Regions from separate parts of the Homo sapiens genome. Here region 1 is linked to region 2. The links are chromatin contacts, found by Hi-C or POLR2A ChIA-PET in ENCODE. All regions are on one chromosome and are shown on one strand. Each heading gives the region's core, a stretch centred on a gene start or an enhancer-like site at or near the end of the contact. The rest is flanking DNA. Distances are from core to core; before and after follow the strand shown.

What was found. Hi-C counts contacts between places; a loop is a spot of excess contacts on that map. ChIA-PET counts read pairs that join two places held with the same protein, here RNA polymerase II (POLR2A). Pooled maps may share reads with other maps.
Region 1: a loop to region 2 is called in a pooled map, with 3 times the contacts of the local background. The contact joins two enhancer-like sites. A Hi-C loop is called at or near these places in 3 of 168 maps with a recorded cell type or tissue (PC-3, gastrocnemius medialis and heart right ventricle) and 8 of 50 pooled maps. POLR2A ChIA-PET finds 5 or more read pairs at or near these places in 5 of 52 experiments (IMR-90, T-cell, activated CD4-positive, alpha-beta T cell and 2 more).

What each region holds. Positions count from the first base shown.
Region 1 is chr18:3,127,525-3,130,836 of GRCh38, reverse strand. MYOM1 (myomesin 1) reads left to right here. Exons shown (of 38, transcript NM_003803.4): 18 at 1,318-1,605. Among named protein-coding and RNA genes, the nearest start is that of MYOM1, 91 kb to the left of the region's middle. Within about 2 kb of position 1,361, at least 2 of the 41 ENCODE cell types and tissues checked have a DNase peak (open chromatin) inside an H3K27ac peak, as active enhancers do.
Region 2 is chr18:2,957,362-2,960,586 of GRCh38, reverse strand. All of the region lies in intron 2 of LPIN2 (lipin 2), which reads left to right. Among named protein-coding and RNA genes, the nearest start is that of LPIN2-AS2, 8.0 kb to the left of the region's middle. RefSeq lists enhancers at 170-269, 2,454-2,613. Within about 2 kb of position 1,431, at least 15 of the 41 ENCODE cell types and tissues checked have a DNase peak (open chromatin) inside an H3K27ac peak, as active enhancers do.

The DNA.
Region 1 (3,312 bases), core at 112-2,611, 170 kb before region 2:
GTGTATGTGATGTACCTCCCAATCTTGGATAAAGTAGAAAAGGGACCCAGGTGGTTAGAAACAATACAAATAATATTTGTGGGCTGAGCACGGGGGCTTACACCTGTAATCCCAGCACTTTGGGAGGGAGAGGCAGGCAGATTGCTTGAGTCCAGGAGTTTGAGACCAACTTGGGCAACATAGTGAAATCCCATTTCTAAAAATAACAATAAAAAAAATTAGCCAGGCATGGTGGTGCATGTCTGTAGTCCCAGCTATTCAGAAGGCTGAGGCACGTGGATCACTTGAGTCCAAGAGTTCAAGGCTGCAGTGAACTATGATCTCACCACTGCACTCCACCCTGGACAACAAAGCAAGATCCTGTGTCTGAAATAAATAAATAAATAAAATAAAATTTATTATATAGTAACGCATGTTTTTTAAAAAGCTGATTTAATATTGATTGTCTTCAGTTAGCATCTCATATAGCTTTTTCATATTCCTTATAACATAGGGATCGGGCACAGTGGCTCACGCCTGTAATCCCAGCACTTTGGGAGGCTAAGGCGGGTGGATCACTTGAGGTCAGGAGTTTGAGATCAACCTGGCCTACATGGCTAAACCCTGTCTCTACTGAAAATACAAAAATTAGCCGGGTATGGTGGTGCATGCCTATAATCCCAGCTACTTAGGAGGCTGAGGCACGAGAATTGTTTGAACCCAGAAGGTGGAGGTTGCAGTGAGCCGAGATTGCGCCAGTGCACTCCAGCCTGGGGGACAGAGTGAGACTCCAAAAAAAAAAAAAAGAAGAAAGAAAACGAAGGAAGGAAGATTCCTTATAATGTGAACCATTCTAAACATGTCTCTTTGAGGTTGAGAGGTACAGACCATTACTATTGTAGTACTGCACATAATTCGAGGTGTTATAAAATTAGGATCTTTAATATGATGTCTCTTGTGCACTTTATAGTCCTTTTTTCATTCTGTTGAATAATAGGGCTTACATCTCTCAATATTTGTGTCTAAGATTTGCTTTTCCTTATATATACTAAAAGCCCTTTGGGTTCTGCAAATCGAAATGGTTCCTATTCTATCTTTGGCTTCTTTGTTCTCATTTCTTCTTTTTCCAGAATACGGGGAAGGTGAAATGTTCCTTGGCGTATATTGTGTGAAATGTAGTCTTTCCATATTTCTTGCAAATGTGAGCGATTTTCTTTAAGCCAAGACTGTTTTTGTTCTGCTTGTGGTCCTAATGTTTTTCTCTTTGTTCTATCCTATAAGAGCAGCTGATACTCTGTCCGGGCTCAATGCGTTTCTGTTGTTGTCTGGCAACTGTAGGGGGAGGAGTGTCTCCAGATGTGTGTCCCGCACTGAGCGATGAGCCTGGTGGACTAACCGCCTCCAGGGGGCGCGTGCATGAAGCCTCCCCGCCAACCTTCCAGAAAGATGCTTTGCTTGGCAGCAAACCTAACAAACCTTCACTACCCAGTAGCTCTCAAAACCTGGGCCAAACAGAAGTGAGTAAAGTAAGTGAAACAGTTCAGGAAGAGCTTACCCCGCCACCACAGAAAGCGGCTCCTCAGGGGAAAAGTAAGTCTGACCCCCTGAAAAAGAAGACAGACAGAGGTGAGAGTTGAGAAAGGGAAGCTGTTCCATCCGTCTCCATCACTGTCCTCACCTCTCATCGTCTACATCACATCCTTCATCCATGTTTGCTTTCATCAATGTCCATTCTTATTGTATGTGTTTTCAGCTAGCCATCTGAAATGTGTACTTTCATCTGATGACTTGGAAAAGTAATTGTCTATGGGTTTGGCTTGTACACATCATTTTGGGTGCTTAATGATGCTAGAATGTTTCAAGTAATTTGGTTATAGAGCCTTTCTTGGTTTGTCAGGCAGATACACCTCTGGCCTGATTTTGCTAAGAGAATTCGATGTGAGAGCAGGACTTGGTACTGCTAGCCTGTGTGAGGTCCTTTGAAATAGTCATGTTTGGAACATGTAGAGGAGAAAGATCTCACAAAGAAGGTGACATCGTACCAGGGTCATAGTTGTTACCTTCTTGCTCATCCTCAGATTATTAAGCGATTATTCACATTTAATTTAAATAGTTTGCAAGAAAAATCAACACTGGAAAATTAAATACTTTAAGTGAAAAAAGTATATAAAAAGATTAAAAATTTCTAAAATAATAATAATCTAAATAGCTACTTACCTACTACTTTTTGAAATGAAAAAAGAAAAGAAAAAAACAGCTATAAATATATCTTTGAGTTACCATGAAAAGTTTAAAAGTTAAAATTATAATCACATATAGCTATATTGTATGATATATGATCCTCATTCCCAGAAGTGATTTATTTAAGATGATTTATCAGTAGGCTAAGAATGATCTGATTAGGATATTTGGTACCTGTGGCTAATATATCCTAGGAGACATTGTTTTTCCTATCAAACAACAATGAACTGAAGCACATGTGCTGATAAATTTTTAAATGCCTCTCATCCAGTTCTTTTTTCTAACCCCACCCCAACTTCTATAACCTCCTCTGTTTTATGACACCTTTCTTTGTCCCTCAACTCGAGAGGAGATATTCATTTGAGAGCACATATTCAACAATGCTCTGAAATAGAGGGAGAGAGAGAAAGCTTTTTTAAAATGTGAGGAATAAAGGAGGTTGGTAAGTGGAGAAGAGATAAATGTATTTTATTTTAAAAGCCTTCATTCTTCTGATACTCTTTTTGGGTAAGAATGAGATAGTTTCTTTATCTCCTATAATCCAAATAAACATTCAGAAAATTCTCTTCGATGTTATTGCATATCTAGATGTATTTCTTTCCACCACTTCACCCCCTCTCTTCATTGAAAACTGTAATTTCAGTAGTTGAGTGAAAAGCTGATCAGCAAAGCCACATAAATGAAGGAGGACTTTTGAAATATCCTCCAGATATTTTTCTAGCTAAGCACTGATAAACATGGTGACAGCTGTATAGTATTGTACCACATGAAAAATATTCCAACATCAGATTAAAAATAATGTGATAAAAGTATTATACACTAAGAGAAAGTCACATAGCAGATTGTGTCTGTTTTTTAAAAATGTTTTCTAAAGCTGTCATTTAGCTGAGCTCTAGAGTAAATTTTTTTCTTGTGTGCAGACAGAGTTGTGTAGTTGTAAGGTCTCACAAGGGTAAGTGTGCCTGAATGGTGAAAGGCTAACCATTTGAGAAATATATGGAAATTCTGGGCCAGGTGTGGTGATTCACACCTGTAATCCCAGCACTTTGGGAGGCTGAGGTGGGTGGATCACCTAAGGTCAGGAGTTCGAGA
Region 2 (3,225 bases), core at 182-2,681:
CTCAAGGAGTAGAAAAGTCATCCTCTATGAATAAATCGCTATTGTGAGTTTTCTAGGCCTTTTTTTTTTTTTAACCTGAATGATGTTGAGACAATGTTACGAGAAGTCAACCTTTATGTATTGCTTTTGAAGTTACTTTGAAAACCACAAAGCTCGACTGCAGAAGTCTCTTCAAGGGAAAGGGAAACTGAAAATTATTATAATAATCTTACATGTTGCAACTCAGAAAAGCAAAACAGAAACTAGATGGGGGAACTTAGACATATTTAGAAAAAGAAAAATTTCCTTTACCTTATATAGTATTTTTAAATACTTAGGCTAATACCTTCATACTAATTGTAAATGGAATAGGTGGGTATAATCAAGAACACACACACACACACACACACACACACACACACACACACACACATTTTTGAGTCGGAGTCTCGCTTTGCTGTCCAGGCTGGAGTACAGCGGTGTGATCTTGGCTCACTGCAACCTCCGCCTCCCAGGTTCAAGCGATTCTCCTGCCTCAGCCTCCCAAGTGCCTGGGATTACAGGCACGTGCAACCATGCCCCCCTAATTTTTTGTATTTTTAGTAGAGACGGGGTTTCACCTTGTTGGCTAGGCTGGTCTCGAACTCCTGACCTCAAGTGATCCACCGGCTTCGGCCTCGGCCTCCCAAAGTTCTGGGATTACAGGTGTAGAGCCACCGCACCTGGCCATATTTTTTTTTTTAAAGGAAATTAATTAATGCCACATTTTGTTTGTTTTGACAAAGCTGTAAAAACTTTTGTAATCTAAATTCTGTTGTTGATACCAGGACTTGTCCCCATATTTGACTGAAATGCTAACCAACAGACCATAGGCTGGTTGACTTTTGTTTGTTTTAGGGAAGATTCATTCAGGAAGAAGATATTTGTGTAGGTTTTTCTTATCCTCTTCAGGTTATGGAGCAGCTGGAAGTTTTGCTAGTATATCTGATGTCAATCAAATTAGAAAACAGAGCTAGTAATAACACTTGGCAGGTACACAGATTTCTCTTTCTATTCTTGCCTCGCAGTATCTACTTAAATAACATAGAAAGGCTTTGTCAACATTTTAAAGCACAACAAAAGAGCCTCACCATTTTCTGGCACAGACCTAAAAGTATGTGGTAGAGGACCACTGGTGTAAGTCGAAAACATTTATTTTCAGCTTTTTGCTATTTTATATAGCTGAGCTTTAAATAGAAATTTCCCTCTATTTAATTAAACTTAAATGTTATTTTGAGAGTGAAAGAAAATGGATTTCACAAAACTAGATATTCTTTTTCTTTTTTTCCTCCAGGAAAAACATCTCATTTCTAGGTATTACAAAATCAGTTTCCACTGGAGAACCACATTTCAGGGTAGCAGGGCTTGTGTGGTCTGGCCTCTGTTCAGAGTCACCCTTTAGAAAGCAAAAGCAGTTGCAGTTTACTTAGGGACTTAGAAACTTTCCATTGCAAAACAGTGTTATTTAGCCATAGTTTAGGTTCTCTGAAATTTTTTCTTTCTTTGTGGTAACACCAATAGTACTTTCAGACTGGACCTGTTCTGGGGGAATTGGCAACAAACTGAAATTTCCCATTAGTTGTGTATGGATCTATTGTAAAACTGCTGATAAGGTATCATCATCATTATTTTTTTTTTTTGCTGAGATTGTTTTTTATCACATTGGATCAGTGTCTGGCCTTTCAAAATGGAACCTGAAGGCAGATGTATTTATAAGCATGTATGCATCTGTAAATGGTGACCAAGTAGATAAAACACCTTTTCCTGCTTGCTGTGTGCCTCTAATTTAGGAAATAATACAATTCCTGTGCAAAAGCTACACAATCGTTGTGTTACTATCTTGTCAAAACGTTGCATTTTTAATAGGAATGTACTCATGAGACACAGGAAAAGAGAATTTTTTTCCTCCTACTCCCTTAGTATCTCAGAAACCCAAAGAATATGTTTGGGAGGAAATTTGGCCATTTGATTTACCAAAACAGCTTTCCTGTGAGAAAACTGAAAAACTGTGAGAGTAAAACTGAAATCATGCCTACTTTGAGATACACTGGCAATTTGCATTAACTATTTGTCTTATTTTAAGTCAGTTTGGGTTAGGGAAAGCTGGCCATTGATGTGAAAGTAAGACCCCAAATTTTCAAATACGGGTGTACCTATGAAGTGAATTTGAAATCATGACCACCTTAAAACCACTGTTTAGAGAGATGTAGTATAATAATTTTCCCACTGCCATTGATACGTAATTGTTTGGTAGAACAGCAGTACTCCCAGTAAATTTAGTAACTTAGGAGTTTACTTTTAGAAGGTAAATGTGTACTTGATATTTTAAAATTTATTGATATCAGAAAAAGCTGATTACTTGATTATTTATAAAAGTTTTTTTTTCTTTTTTCTGTTTTTTTTTTTTGTTGTTTTTTTTTTTTTTTTGAGATGGAGTCTCGCTTTGTCGCCCAAGCTGGAGTGCAGTGGGGCGATCTCTGCTCACTGCAACTTCCGCCTCCCTGATTCAAGCGTTTCTCCTGCCTCAGCCTCCCGAGTAGCTGGGATTATAGGCGCGTGCTACCACGCCTGGCTGCTTTTTGTGTTTTTAGTAGAGATGGGGTTTCTCCATGTTGGCTAGGATTACCTGATCTCAGGTAATCCACCCGCCTTGGCCTCCCAAAGTGCTGGGATTACAGGTGTGAGCCACCACGCCTGGTCAGATTATTTATCAAAGTTAAATAACCCAGTGTATTAAAACTATTTTCATTGCTGATAACAGAAATTTACCCTCTACTAGCTTAGGCAAAAAAGCTTGCTGTCAGAATTCCCTTTTTCTTTCCCCACCTCTGCTCTCTGCTTCCACTTCTGTTTTCTCTCTAATGTAAAATGGCCACCAATACCTCCAGGCTCACAATCTGTTAACTCATCAATCCCAGTGGAGAGAGAGCTTCCTACAGAAGTATCAGTATTTAGTCTCCCTGTCAAAGGAACGGACATATCTCTGGGACCAGTTTCTGTAGCTGGGAAAGAGATATATTTATTGGCTTGGACAACAGCCCACCTCTACTCCCTAAAGCCACACCAGAAATACAGGTTGAGTATCCCTTATCTGAAATGCTTGGGACCAGAGCATTTTGGATTTCATTTTTTTCATTTTTTGGAATATTTACACTATACTTACTGGTTGAGCATCCCAAATCTGAAAATCTGACGTCTGAAGTGCTC